Regions from separate parts of the Mus musculus genome. Here region 1 is linked to region 2. A link is a contact called in ENCODE Hi-C or POLR2A ChIA-PET data. All regions are on one chromosome and are shown on one strand. Each heading gives the region's core, a stretch centred on a gene start or an enhancer-like site at or near the end of the contact. The rest is flanking DNA. Distances are from core to core; before and after follow the strand shown.

Region 1 (7,219 bases), core at 3,685-6,184, 55 kb before region 2:
TGGTACTCAATACATGAGTCGAAGTGAGCCAGGGCATACCTTTAACCACAGTACTCAGAAGGCAGACAGGCAGGTCTCTGTGACTTATAGCCCATCCTGTTCTACATGGGGAGCCCAGGCCAGCCAGGGCTGCACAGTGAAAACCTGTTTCCAAACAAACAAAACCTAAAAATAACTAGCTGAAGTGGCTTAAAATCTAGGAGGGAGCCATTAGCAAGTCTAGAATCTTCAGAGTTGGAGAGTGACCCAAGCCTGACCCCGGGGATAGTGCTTATAACCCTCTATAATGCCGCAGCATAGACCTGTCCAGAAGAGGCTAGGGGTGATTATAACTGGGAAAAGCAAAAGATTTGGAGCTTTTGAATAAGATACCAGAACAGTGAGAAGATGGGGCCCAGCTTGATTGGCACAGATCGAAGGAACCTCTCTGGCCTCTCACATAGCTATTTTTTCTCCCTCCTTTTCCTTCTTCTCTTTCTATCTCCCTTTCTTTTTTTGGAGACAGAGCCTCAAACTGACCACATATCCAAGGATAGATCTTTGCCTCTGTTTCCCAAGTGCTAGAATTAAATATAGGCTTGTGCCACCATGCCCAGCTTCCAACAGATACTTTCTTCTTTCTCTTTACTTACTGTGATGGTTTGTATATGCTCAGCCCAGGGAGTGACACTATTAGAAGGTATGGCCCTGTTCAAGTAGGTGTGGCCTTTTTGGAATAGGCATGGCACTGTAGGTGTGGGCTTTAAGACACTCATCTTAGCTGTCTGGAAGTTAGTCTTCCACTTGCAACCTTCAGATGAAGATGTAGAACTCCCAGCTCCTCTTGCACCATACTTGCCTGGATGCTGCCATGTTCCTGCCTTGACGATAACGGGCTGAACCTCTGAACCTGTAAACCAGCCCCAATTAAATGTTGTCCTTGTAAGAGTTGCTTTGGTCATGGTTCACAGCAGTAAAACCCTAACTAAGACACTTACTTTCCTTTTTCTTTTCTAAAACCAGCCCAACCCATGTCTAACAGCGCTTTGATGAGGTGGGTGGGTAGGGGTGCTCTATCCTTCAGCAAATATTTGTTGAGTACTTCCTAAGTGCCAAGGCCTTATTCAAAGTGCTCTCAGGTCAGCAAAGAAGGAAACATCAGGATTCCATCATCAGGTACAAAATATAGCCCTAACGAATAACTTAATAAAAGTGGAATTGAAGGAGCCAAGGGCAAGTGCAATGTGCAATCTTTTAAAACTTTGTGTTGATTCTTTGTAAATTTCATATCCTGCACCCCAACTCCTTCTTCCTGTCCCCCTTAGTATCAACCATTGGAATGCTCTGCCAAAAAGAAAATTAAAACAAAACAAAGCATCTCATCGTGGAAGCTGTAGTGTGTCACAGTGTGTCACATAGTCTACCCATCGTGGAAGCTGTAGTGTGTCACATAGTCTACCCATTGTGGAAGCTGTAGTGTGTCACAGTGTGTCACATAGTCTAACCATCGTGGAAACTGTAGTGTGTCACATAGTCTGCCCATCATGGAAACTGTAGTGTGTCACAGTGTGTCACATAGTCTGCCCATCATGGAAGCTGTAGTGTGTCACAGTGTGTCACATAGTCCCTTTCACCCATACTTCTTTACCTGAACATGTTCATTGCAATGAGTCATTGATCTGGTTTGAGGCCTTTGGCTTCTTCTACACGATCAATACTGGAGTTTCATTGGAAAGTCCTTTTAGAGATCCTGTTGTTGACCTATAGAGATACTGTAGCTTTGGGGGTGTGCCAAATCAAAGCCCTGGATGTGGACCTGGGTGGTAGCTGAGTTGGTCAGCTCACCAGCCCTCCTGCACCACACCACCAGGGCGAGCTTCAGGCAATTTCCAATTTTTATTGATTTTGCCAAATTGACATTAAAAAAAAGTTTATAGTTGTTTCTTACCTGGATACTTGTTTAGGCGTGTTCTTATTTATTTATTTATTTGATTTTCTTCTTTTTTTCTTTTTTGTTTATTTGTTTGTTTGTTTGTTTTTCAAGATAGGATTTCTTTGTGTAGCCTTTGCTGTCCTGGAACTCACTCTGTAGACCAAACTGGCCTTGAACTTAGAGATCTTGCTGCCTTTGCCTTCCAAGTGCTGGAATTAAAGGCATACTCCACCACCACACAGGCTGAGTGTCCTTTTTTCTTTTTTCTTTTTTTAAAATTATGTTTATTAGTGTTTTGCCTGCATGTTCATCTGTGCCATGTGTGTGCCTGGTGCTTGCAGAGGCCAGAAGAGAGCATCATATCTCCTAGAATTAGAGTTATGGAAGGTTTGAGCTGCCATGTGGGGTGGTGGGACTTGAACCTCAGTCCTGGAAGAGCAGCATCAAGAGCTCTTAACTGCTGCGCCATCTCTCTAACTCCAATGTTTTGTTTTGCTTGGAGAAAATCTTACTGTATAGCTAAGGCTTCCCTCAAACTCCTGATCATCCTTCCTGAGGCTCCTGAATGCTGAGAGTATTGGGTTCCCTTCCCATAGCCGTTCTCCCTCTGTGAGTGGGGACCCTTTAGGGGGGCTTTGAATGACTCTTTCACAGGAGTTGCATATCAGATATCTTGCACATAAGGTATTTAAATTATGATTCATAACAGTAGCAAAATTACAGCTATGAAGTAGCAACAAAATAATTTATGGTTGGGGTCAGTACAACATGAAGAACTGTATTAAAGGGTCGAGTGTTAGGAAGGTTGAGAACACTGCCTTACCACATTCTGCTGGAAATTCCCTTTTTTTTTTTCTTCCTTTCTTCTTCTTCTTTTTTTTTTTTTTTTCCTGTGTATAGCCCAGGCTATCTTGGCACCTGTTTTGTAGACCAGGCTGGCCTCGAACACACAGAGATACACCTGCCTCCCAAGTGGTGGGACTAAAGGTGTGTGCCACCATGCTGGACTAAAGGTTATTCTTTCTAAACAAAGGAATAGTTGTGTTGTAGACCAGGCTGTGTGAAACTCATAGAGATCTACCCGCCTATTAAAAAAAAAAAAAAGCTATTATTGTGTATATGTAGGGGGACACAGGTACTACAGTTTATGTGTGTGGAGTTCAGAGGGCAATTTTGTGGAGCCATTTTTCTTTAATTGCCGTTATGTGGTTTTGGCAATGGAACTCGCATCATCTTTTCATAGCAAGTCATTTACCTGCTTAGTCATTTTTCTAGGACACCCCACAGGTAATTCACATTAACTACAGTCTTTTGGTTAGCTGGTGAAGACTAGCTAGTCCCAAGGGTCCACGACTTATTCCAGCGTTTGGGAAGCTGAGACAGGAGGAGGATAGACATTCAAGGTTGTTCTCTATTTAAACAACAAGTTTAAGAACAACCTGGGCTACATGTTACTCTGTCTCAAACAGAAAACAAACAGACTTTAATAAAAACTCTGAATTGCTGTCCTCCAGGGCCTGAATTTGAGCAACTTCAGAGACGATATTTATTTACTTGGGGAGAAGTGATCACTCACAGAGATTTGGGTAGGTTCTAGGCCTCTCCCTCAACTGCAGGAGCAAGGGGCACTCTAAACTGTTATTTCTAAAGAATGAGTATTAGGGAAGGGACCAAGAAAAAAAAAAAAAAAAGACGTCATCAAGGAGCACACGCTAGCCAGGAGTGGTGGCACGCCTTTAATCAGGAGGCAGAGGCAGGCGGATTTCTGAGTTCGAGGCCAGCCTGGTCTACAAAATGAGTTCCAGGACAGCCAGGGCTACACAGAGAAACCCTGTCTCGTAAAAAACAAAACAACAACAACAAAAAAAAAACCCAAACAAACAAAAAAAGGAGCACACGCTGGTCAAGAATGGGTGTTACAAGTTCAGCCATCCAAAGACTGGCCGAAAAGGGCCTGGGAGTGGGGGGCCTTGGGAAAGTGTTTGCCCAGGAGAGTGTTGCAACATTGTTGCAGGGAGCTTTTGACCCAGGGTTTTTTGCCAGGGGCACAGCCATGCAGATTCTCTGCACCCTGGGCTGACGCATCACCTGAGCTGATTAAAGGATGATTCTGGCCTCCTTCCTAGAGCTGGAAAATTGTTAGTTTCTGGGTCCATCTGGGAAGACATACTGGGACTAGGGGACAAGCAAGAGAGGCTTCCACTCCAGGGAAGCAGTGAATTCCTGATTTCCAGGACCTTATGATTTATCTATTCTGCCCCAGAAGTTCTCGGGTACCTGTTAGACTGGGCGCTCCAGTTTTGGGTTTGGAAAATATGTTCTATCTTTCGCAAGTAACAGAAAAGAGGAGGTTGTTCATTGCTTTCGGTGTCTTAGTTTGAGGTTGGGGGAGGGAGCAAGAGGTTGGGCAGGGATGGCCCCAGTCCTAAGTTTTAATCTCAGATAAATGATCAGCTCCGCCCAGATCCGCGCTCAGGTGAGCCTGTAAGAGGACTCGCGTTGGGACTGGCGTCCTTCTGGCCTCACTAGTTTACCCCTTCCTCCAATCTATGTCCTAGGTCGGACAGTCTGATTGTGTAGCGTGGTCGTGTAGACTGGCTCTGGTAAATTCCCTGGGGAGGGTTCCAGGAGCGGAGAGGCGACACGTGTGAAAGGAAAGCAGACGTAGCTTTTCAAAAGCAGGTCTAACGCACTGGGTTTGGTGTGGCGGCTTACAAGAGCCTGGGATAAGAACGTCAGTTGCTCTCCTGGGAGGGAGGAAGAGGACGCCAGGTCCAGGGAGAAGTGCTATAGCCTTTTGGGCCAACAACCCCCTCCCTCAGCTACCCAACCCGGCGGCTGGCCGGCCCAGCCCCTGAAACGATCAGGCCACAGCCCCCAGCCTCGTAGGTTCTCCTCCTAGAGCCGCCCGGCCCATCTCCCCATCCTAGGCCCCGCCCACGGCCCCGCCCACGTCCGGGACTACAAGTCCCATCAGCCCCAGGTCAGGCCTGAGGGCGGGGCCACCACAGCAGCGAATGGGGAGGAGCCTAGAGCTCAGGCTAGGGAACGCGTGTGCCCAATCGCCGGGCTGCTTAGCCTGTGAGCTGATGGGGGGCGGGGAGGAGCCCACTTGGGCCGGAACAAAAGCCGGATCCCCGGCTGCTGCAGGCGGCTGGAGCGATCCGAAGAGTTGGGGTGAGCTGGTGCTTACGGACAGAGAGCCACACTCAGGCTTTCTCGAAGAGGTGAGTACGGCAGTCGTAGGCGCGGGTGCGACCCCCCAGTACCCACTAAGCTTCCTGCTTCCCTCCCCCAACCCGGAACCACCTCCGGGCTCCCTGGCTGGGCGCTCCCGCGCGCTCCCTGCACCTGCTCGGAAGTTTTGTGCGGGTCTAAGCTTTATAGTAGTCTTCTCCCCAGCCGCGGGCCGCATGTCTACACCCTCCCAATCCTATTCTAGTTCCTGGGAGTTTGCACATTGCTTGCCACCGACCTTACTTCTCCCTCCTCCGGATTGCCTTTGCGCGTCCTGCTTCTTCTCAGCTCCACCCAGGGCCAGCTCTCGAGTCTAGTCGGGCTTTTTTTGGGACACTTTTTTGGGCCCCATTCGGGTTCCCCACCGGATGCCGGGGCGGGTAGTAGAGATGGCGGTGGCTACTCTCTCCACGCCGGCCGCTCGCAAGCCGGACTCAAGCAGGCCTGTCCTGTTAGTTCTGTGGTGAATCCCTTAAGCTCTATGTCGAAGTGTAGGGAGCGGGCCCTGGCCACGCGGGGTCGTGCTGCTTCAGAGTGCCTGAGGCCTTGCTGCGAGGACTTGGCTCCGGAGCGACGGCGCTGGATGGGCTCTCCCTGCTAAGGAGCTCCCTACTGGTGTAGCCCCCAAACAACAGATGGTCGGAGTGCTCAGGAGTCTGGATGAGACAAGCACCTAGGGTGTGTGTATGTGCGCGGGCGCGCGTGTGTGCAAAGGATGCTACCTACCTCTACCTCCTGTCAGGCCTGGCAGAGGTCTGGTCCCCAAAGCTTGCTGCTTTCTTCAGTCTTGAAATTCTGCTATGAGGGATCCCTCCTGACATAATTTTGGAAAGGACAGCATAAGGCACTTTAGTCTGCCAGCCAACCCTGTCTGTCCCCGCTTTAACTTTGCTCAGCATGTCGGGTTTCTTTACTATCGAGAGATAACTGTCCTGGAAAGATCATTTCCACCTCTTAGAAAGCTGCTTAAACGCTCCCCTCTGCGGGGGGGGGGGGCAGTAAAAGGAGGCCTTGAAGACAGAGTAGCTGCTGTTTTTAATCTCTATTTAGACACTGTCTGCTGTAGCAGGGAATACTCGGAAGAGTTCTGTCCGTTCCTTTGCTATAGGGGATTGCTTGCTTGTCATCCCCTCCCCCTCCCCAGCCCTTAAAGTGAGAGTGTTTTGTCGACCCTCCTCAGTGGGTCCCAGAGGAGTCTTCTTTAAAAGCAGGCTTCATTCATTCACCCTTCCCTCTGGGCTGCTCCTGGGGCCTCAGTGAGTGAATTCAGTCCTCAGGCAGTCACTGTAGAAAATAGCCCATTCAATTCAAAAGATCCCTTTCTTGGAGAGAGATAGAGACAGACAAAGACAGAGAGAATGTGAGTGTGTGTGTCCATATATCTAAGTGTATAGGTGCGTGTGCGTGTTGGAACCTTGGGCATGGTTCCCACTAAGAGTTTGCAGGTTATTGTTAACAGGTAACAGTTTGTTGGGGGAGTGGGCGCTCAGCTCTGCTGTGAAACCATCCATCACGAATTTGACAGCGTGATCAGCCGCTGAGAAAGGCTTTGGGGTGTGTGTGTGTGGGAGGGGGGTGTCCTCCAATCCCAGATTCTGATGTACTTTTGTCACATTGTTCCTAATAACGGAAGTTTTCACATGTTTGAGTAAGCGCATACTTACTTCCCTCACGGTTTTCAGGCTTTTTAGATTCTGAAAGAACCTCACCGATCCATTGCTGTTGAGAGCAGGGAATTGATGAGTGAAGTTTTGATTGATCTCTCCTGGGGCCTCCCAGGATGTATGAGCTGCCCTGCTGAGAGACCAGGCCCTTCCACCAGTTAGTCTAAGAGTCCTTTGTCTCAGCCTTTCCAGCCAAGCCGCAGTGCTCTGGTGGCACATCTTGTTTTGGTAAACTGGCAAACCGTTCCTGTATCATCTCCCTATTTTTTTTTTTTTCCTCCTGACCAGAGACACCCCTTCACCCACCTCATGGTGATCTGAGACTTAAGAAAATTGTGATTTCCTTCAGTTGCCTAAGGTTGTGTTGTCTCCTTCATCCTTCCCTTAGCTGGGTCTTGGGTCTGTT
Region 2 (6,750 bases), core at 3,068-5,567:
CCCACAGGCCCATTCAGTCCACACAAAGAAGCTTAGTATTTTTTTTATATATCTCTCTATATATAAGCATAGAAATTTAAAACCAAGCCAATACCTGTGACATTTGCTCTGCTACCTGCTGTATCTATTATATGGAAAAGTCTCAGCAAGCACTGTCAGAATAGTGTTCTTCTAGGGCCTTATGATGTTGCTTTCTTTTTTTTAATTAGTTAAAAAATTTATTTTTCCTCTAGAGGAAGGGAATGCAAGTTTTAAGATTTTAAGATACTATCTGTAGGACCACTGTCTGGTATCCCATTTCCCGTTCAGCTTCACACAACGTGAAGAACACTGTATTAATCTGATTTTTAAGGATCTTTTTTTTTTCTATGTTATGTGTTAAGGGTTTATTTAGTATCCCACTGAAATGTTCCATGTTACAGACCAGTGTCTACTTATGTCAAGGGGAGGAGGGCTGGGACCATTGTATCCTTAGCCATTGTTGCACATGTGGTGTAGTAACTTAAATGTCAAGTTGTAACATACAAGTGTTTAAAATGGAAACGCAAAGCAAAAAGCTGTGAAATGTCTTGTGTCAGTGTCCTCTGTGTTCATGCAGCCGACTTGTCTGTTACTGAAGTGTGGGTCCAAAGACTCACAGCTGTTCTGCATCTGTAACCCACAAAGATTCTGGGCAGCTGCCACCTCAGTCTCTTCTCTGTGTTATCTATCATGTTTGCTTTAAATAAACTAGATAGTAACAATGGCGTGATGCTCTTTTATGTTCCGTGTCCTCTGCTTTTGGGACAAAGCTGTCCTGGAACTTGTAGACCTCTGCGTGCACCAGCTATGCCCAGCTCTTGGCTTTATCATTTTAAAATCTGCCTTTGCCTCTTGAAAAGGAAGATAATGAAAACCCCAGTATGTATTCAGTGCCCCCAACCCCTCAAAGGATATAAAAGCCCTAAAGGTTAGGCTTGGTGGCACCTTTAATTCCAGCACTTGGAAGGCAGGGATAGGCAGATCAGAGTTCAAGGCCAGCCTAGTGTATGTGGTACCTTCTAGGCTTTAGGATATAGAGAGCCTGACTTCAAACACAGAAAAGACTGATCTGGAGAAGGGGCTTGGGGGGTCAGAGCATTTGCTGCTCATCCTGGGGTGCTGAGCTTAGTTCCCAGAACCACAGTGGGTTGTCTACAACCATCTGTAACTCCAACTGCGGGGGATCCTACACCGGTGGCCTCGTGTGCACATACCCTGCACATAGTTAAAAGTAATTTTTTAAAAGATTATTTATTTATTATATGTACGTACACTGTAGCTGTCTTCAAACACCCTCAAAAGAGGGCATCAGATCTCATTACGGATGATTGTGAGCCACCATGTGGTGGCTGGGATTTGAACTCAGGACCTTTGGAAGAGCAGTCAGTGCTCTTAACCGCTGAGCCATCTCACCAGCCCCCAAAAGTACTTTTTTAAAAAATCCTCCGCCAGGCGTGGTGGCGCACTCCTTTAATCCCAGCACTTGGGAGGCAGAGGCAAGTGAATTTCTGAGTTCGAGGCCAGCCTGGTCTACAGAGTGAGTTCCAGGACTACACAGAGAAACCCTGTCTCGAAAACAAACAAACAAACAAAAATCCTCCAAAAGAAAAAGCTATTAAAACACCAGCTTATGAAAATACACTTCTATACTGCACTTTTTGTTGGTATCAGGATCGGCTCCGAACCCACAGACCTGCGCACCTGTTGCCAAGGCAGCCACCACCATATCCCCAGAATCCACTTGGCAGCTATTATGTCACTATCCAAATAAAAGGAAGACCCCTTTAATTTCTCTTTCGCTGCCACCTCTGCCCTTCTACAGTAAACCTCACATGGAACTGTTTGACCTGGTGTAGTCTGTTTGGAGCCGTGCTTCTAACACAACACTTTCCCCTTAATGAATGGTACCCCATAGCTCTAGCTATTACTCAAGCCAAAAGCTGGAGAGTTGCTCTTCTGCTCTACTGGGTTCCAAGTTCTGTTCATTTACCCTTGAACTCTCCTCTGATCCATATCTGCTCTACTTAATTGGTGCCTTTATTTCCTCTTTTGTCCTGGTACAATCCATCCTCTATCAGTGACATTTAAAAAATCAAGTTGAAGGCTTGCCAGGTGAAGACATTTGCTGCTAAGCCTGACCATGTAAATATGATGTGGAAGGAAAAGTTCTCTAACATTAGGTGTGCAAGGCACATGCAATGACAATACTACACACCTATACTAAAGAATGTAAAAAGAGTTAAAGGCTTTTATTTGTTTGTTTGTTTTTTGGTTTTTTGGTTTTTCGAGACAGGGTTTCTCTGTGTAGCCCTGGCTGTCCTGGAACTCACTTTGTAGACCAGGCTGGCCTCGAACTCAGAAATCCGCCTGCCTCTACCTCCTGAGTGCTGGGATTAAAGGCGTGGGCCACCATGCCCAACTTGTTTTTTTTTTGAGACAGGGTTTCTCCATGTAGCCCTGGCTGTCCCAAAACTCACTAGACTAGCCTGTTCTGAAATTCAAAGATCCTCCATTTCATTCTGTGTTCTTCCAAGGTCGGCAACATCCATTTTTAGGAAATCAGACATAAGTAATTCCTCACCTTCACCCACCTAGCTGAGACTCGGTCTTCTTTTGAGACAGCTCAGGTTGTCTTCCCACAAATGATTCTGCCTTAGCGTCCCAACGGCTGGAGTTACAGGTGTGTGCTACTTTTACCAGCCTAAGACTCAAAGTCTTATGCTTTACTACCTTTTGAAAATAATTTTCTCAGCCCGGTGGAACTTGGGAGGCAGAGGCAGGTGAACTCTGTGAGTTCAAGGCCAGACTGGTCTACAGAGTGAGTTCCAGGACAGTCACCCCTACCTAGCTGAAACCCTGCCTATAAACAAACAGACAAACAAACAAATATTCTGTTTTATGGGCAAAAAATATGGCTAATTGCACCTAACACCAACCAAGTCTAATTAATGACTCAAGTTCGAGTTCTATCCTCTAACGTAGTGATGTTCATTAAATTGTGCTTTGTACTCCACACGAATACCCTACCATAAAAATAAATAAATGTAATTTTTAGGGCTATTTACTTATTGGTGCTGGGGTGACTAAACTGCCCTGGTTTCTTTTTTTTTGTTTTTGTTTTTCGAGACAGGGTTTCTCTGTGTAGCCCTGGCTGTCCTGGAACTCACTCTGTAGACCAGGCTGGCCTCGAACTCAGAAATCTGCCTGCCTCTGCCTCCCGAGTGCTGGGATTAAAGAAGTGCGCCACCACGCCAGGCTTGCCCTGGTTTCTTACATAGCTCATGTTAAATTGGGTGTGCTCGCCGGGCAATGGTGGCGCATGCCTTTAATCCCAGCACTTGGGAGGCAGAGGCAGGTGGATTTCTGAGTTCGAGGCCAGCCTGGTCTACAAAGTGAGTTCCAGGACAGCCATAGCTACACAGAGAAACCCTGTCTCAAAAAACAAAACAAAAAACAAACAAACAAAACAAAACAAAATTGGGTGTGCTCAGGAACATTTTAGTAATCCCAAAATCCAGGAGAAGAATCAGGAGTTCAAAGTCATCCTTAACTACACAGCAAGTGTGTGGCCACCTTGGGCTACATGAGAGACACCTGCAAAAATAAATAACTTTAACGAAGTTATTTTTCTTTATACTGCCCCCCTCCTGGATTGGAAAGATAGTTTAGCAGTTAGGAGTACTCTCTCAGAGAATCAGTTTGATTGTTGGCTCCCAACACCCTTATCAGGGGGGTTTTAACCGCCTTTAACTCCAGCTACTGGGAATCTAACACCTACCTGTCCTCTGTAGGACCTGTGCACAGACACTTTGATAAGAATAAAATTTAAAAATTACTTTCTCTCCAAAGTCAATCGTTTTGTGTTTTAAGACGGGGTTTCTCTGTGTATTCCTGGCTGTCCTTTCTGAGACTAGGTCCTCGAACTCAGGGAGATCAGCCTGCCTCTGCCTCCCAAGTGCTGGGATTGGCACAGGCCAGCAGAGGCAGGGGTAAGGTGGATCTCTGTGAGTTCCAGGCTATCATGGTCTACAAAGTTAAAAAACAAACAAACAAACAAAAAATGTGTGTGCGTGTGATGGCGAGGATACACTCCAAAGCAACATAAAGTAGAAGAAAATTCAACAAAACAAGCACAGGGGGCCACCATAATGGAGGGGCGAGAAAAGGTAGACCTGAGTTTTTTTCTGGCTCCGAGAACTGCGCTTGCCTCGCTAGAGGGCGTAAGCACGGCAGAAGTGCGCAGGCGCGGCTCCGCCCCGCGCGCACTATTTAATCCCAGAATGCCTCTGTGTCGCATCAGACTTGCCGCACCGTTCGGAAGCTGAGGGGGCCGGTACGGCGGCGTCAAGATGGCGGCGGCTGTGGCGGCGGCAGCTGCCGCTGCGGCCGCGGCTGCATCTTTTCAAGTGCTGGAGATGGAGAGCATGGAGACTGCCGTCGCCGGTTCCGCGAGCCTGGCCGCTGAGGTCCGAGGCAGTGGCACGGTAGACTTCGTGACCGGGGCCGGCATCTCTACCCTCGTCGACACGGGCGGGAGCGATCCGGGCCCAGAGGCCGAGGACTTCGAGTGCAGCACTCACTGCTCCGAGTTGTCCTGGCGGCAGAACGAGCAGCGGCGTCAAGGCCTGTTCTGCGACATCACCCTGTGCTTCGGCGGGGCCGGAGGTCGCGAGTTCCGTGCCCACCGCTCGGTGCTGGCCGCTGCCACCGAGTACTTCACGCCCTTACTCTCGGGTCAGTTTTCGGAATCGCGCTCGGGCCGGGTGGAGATGCGCAAGTGGAGCTCAGAGCCCGGACCCGAACCTGACACGGTGGAAGCCGTTATCGAGTACATGTACACCGGCCGCATCCGAGTGAGCACCGGCAGCGTGCACGAGGTGCTGGAGCTGGCCGACAGGTGAGACGACCGTGGGCGAGCGAGGGCTGGGTTGGGGGGTGGGGGGCAGTGTCTGTGGTGCCAGCTCCCTCATTATGCCCGCGACGGGACAGCCACCGCGCCTGGCACTGAGGATGCCCCCTGAGAGTCTAGCTTGTGCGCATTGCACCCCTGAGCGCAGATTTCAGGTGGTAGGGACAAAGGCGATGAAAAACGGTGGGTCGTGTTCGACTCCTGTGATGATGACATTTAAAAAACGGTGAAGGGCTAGCTACGGATCGGAGGAAATGTCATTTAAACCAGCTTCGCAGTGGCAAGAGAAATTGGCCGTACAAAAGGGAATGGGTGCACATTACAGGCTTCCCAAAGGCCTCAGTCAGGGTCCAGGCTGGCTTAGAGAAGAAAGGACGTTAAAAAGAAAATCCAGCGATTCCGGATATGCTGGGTTTAAAGACCAGAGGGTGTGTGTGAGGAATGTTTGGATTTTATTGAGTGTGATGGATGGGAAACTGGGTAGAGAGATTATCTGATTTTAATATTTAAATACGAAATATTTAAATATTTCAAAAGTGAAAAGTGGATTGTGGAAAATGGATTGTGGGGAGCCAGAAAGGACGCCACAGAGGTTGGTTCGGAGGCAGGTGGAGATGCTGGTACTGTTACAAATCCTTTAACACATACCTCTGGAGCGCTAGACACTGACCTCGTTACAGTGCTGGGGGAGGGGGTATATCCAGCAGTGATCAAAACACATGAAAATCCTTTTCCTTATCAAACTCTCTGATGTTTAACAGCGAATATATAGCATGTTGAATAATTATTACAGCTGTGAGGCAGACTGAGGTGTGGGACTGTGCGTCATAGGCCCTAATGGAGAGGAGGTTTTGTTTTTTTATTTCTTTGTTTTGAGACAGGTTCGCACTATGTAATGCTGGTTGTCCTGGAACTCAATCTATAGACCAGGCTGAGAGGAACTATTTTTAAATTGGGCACATAAAGAATGTTCAGAAATCATAGCAAAGGCATATAGGTGGCAAGGTAGTGTGCTTCAGGTAGAGGGAGAAAACAGCGTGGGTTATATAGCTGCATGAAGGAGGCAGGATGAGAGGAGCAAAAGCATCCAAGTGGTGGGGAGGATGGATGGGTCCCTTGGAGCAGTGATGCTCACCCTGCCTAACACTGCAACCCTTCAATACGGCTCCTCATGTTGTGGTGACCCCAACCATAACATTATTTCCTTCCTAGTTCATAACTAATTTTGCTTCTGTGAATATCTGATATTCAGGCTATCTGATATTTGACCCCTGTGAAGGGGTTGCTTGATCCCCAAAGGGGTCACAACCCACATGTTAAGAACCTTTGCCTTAAGGCCTCATGGGCCTGTGAAAGAAGCTGACCTTTCTAAAATTAGAAGGCATTGAGAATGATTCTGTTTTACTTAATAAATTCCATGTCAAAAAAAGGGCAGGACAGGGTGCGGCAAGAGCTGTAGCAGAGACTAGGTCATTGCAATAGTGGTAGAGGCTTGGATTGAAGAAGGGAGGTGATGAGAACTGTGTCATCTGTGTGTATGCTTTGGGATTTATGTATAAGGGTGTTTTACCTGTGTGTATATATGTATAGTATCAGTGCTTGGTGCCTAAGGAGGGCAGAAAGAGGACATGTGGATGCTGGAAATTAAGCCTGGATCCTCTAGAAGAACAGCCAGTGCTTTTAACTGCTGATCCATCTCTGCAGGCCATCTGTGTTTTGAAATAGAGGAGATGAATTACTGGTGGGCTTGACACAGGAGTAAGGAAAAAAAATTTTTTTTTCGGAGACAGGGTTTCTTTGTGTAGCGTTGGCTGTCCTAG

Evidence for each region. A loop is a pair of places that touch in the nucleus more often than their neighbours do. ChIA-PET counts read pairs that join two places held with the same protein, here RNA polymerase II (POLR2A).
Region 1: POLR2A ChIA-PET joins it to region 2 with 17 read pairs in embryonic stem cell. The contact joins the promoter of Acly here to the promoter of Klhl11 in region 2. A Hi-C loop is called at or near these places in 2 of 37 maps with a recorded cell type or tissue (T-helper 1 cell and left cerebral cortex). POLR2A ChIA-PET finds 5 or more read pairs at or near these places in 4 of 5 experiments (Patski and embryonic stem cell).

Annotation. Positions count from the first base shown.
Region 1 is chr11:100,525,715-100,532,933 of GRCm38, reverse strand. Acly (ATP citrate lyase) reads left to right here and starts at 4,934. Exons shown (of 28, transcript NM_134037.3): 1 at 4,934-5,139.
Region 2 is chr11:100,470,349-100,477,098 of GRCm38, reverse strand. Klhl11 (kelch-like 11) reads left to right here and starts at 4,317. Exons shown (of 2, transcript NM_172565.2): 1 at 4,317-4,918. The coding sequence starts at 4,371. It overlaps Acly (ATP citrate lyase), which reads left to right. Exons shown (of 28, transcript NM_134037.3): 28 at 1-747.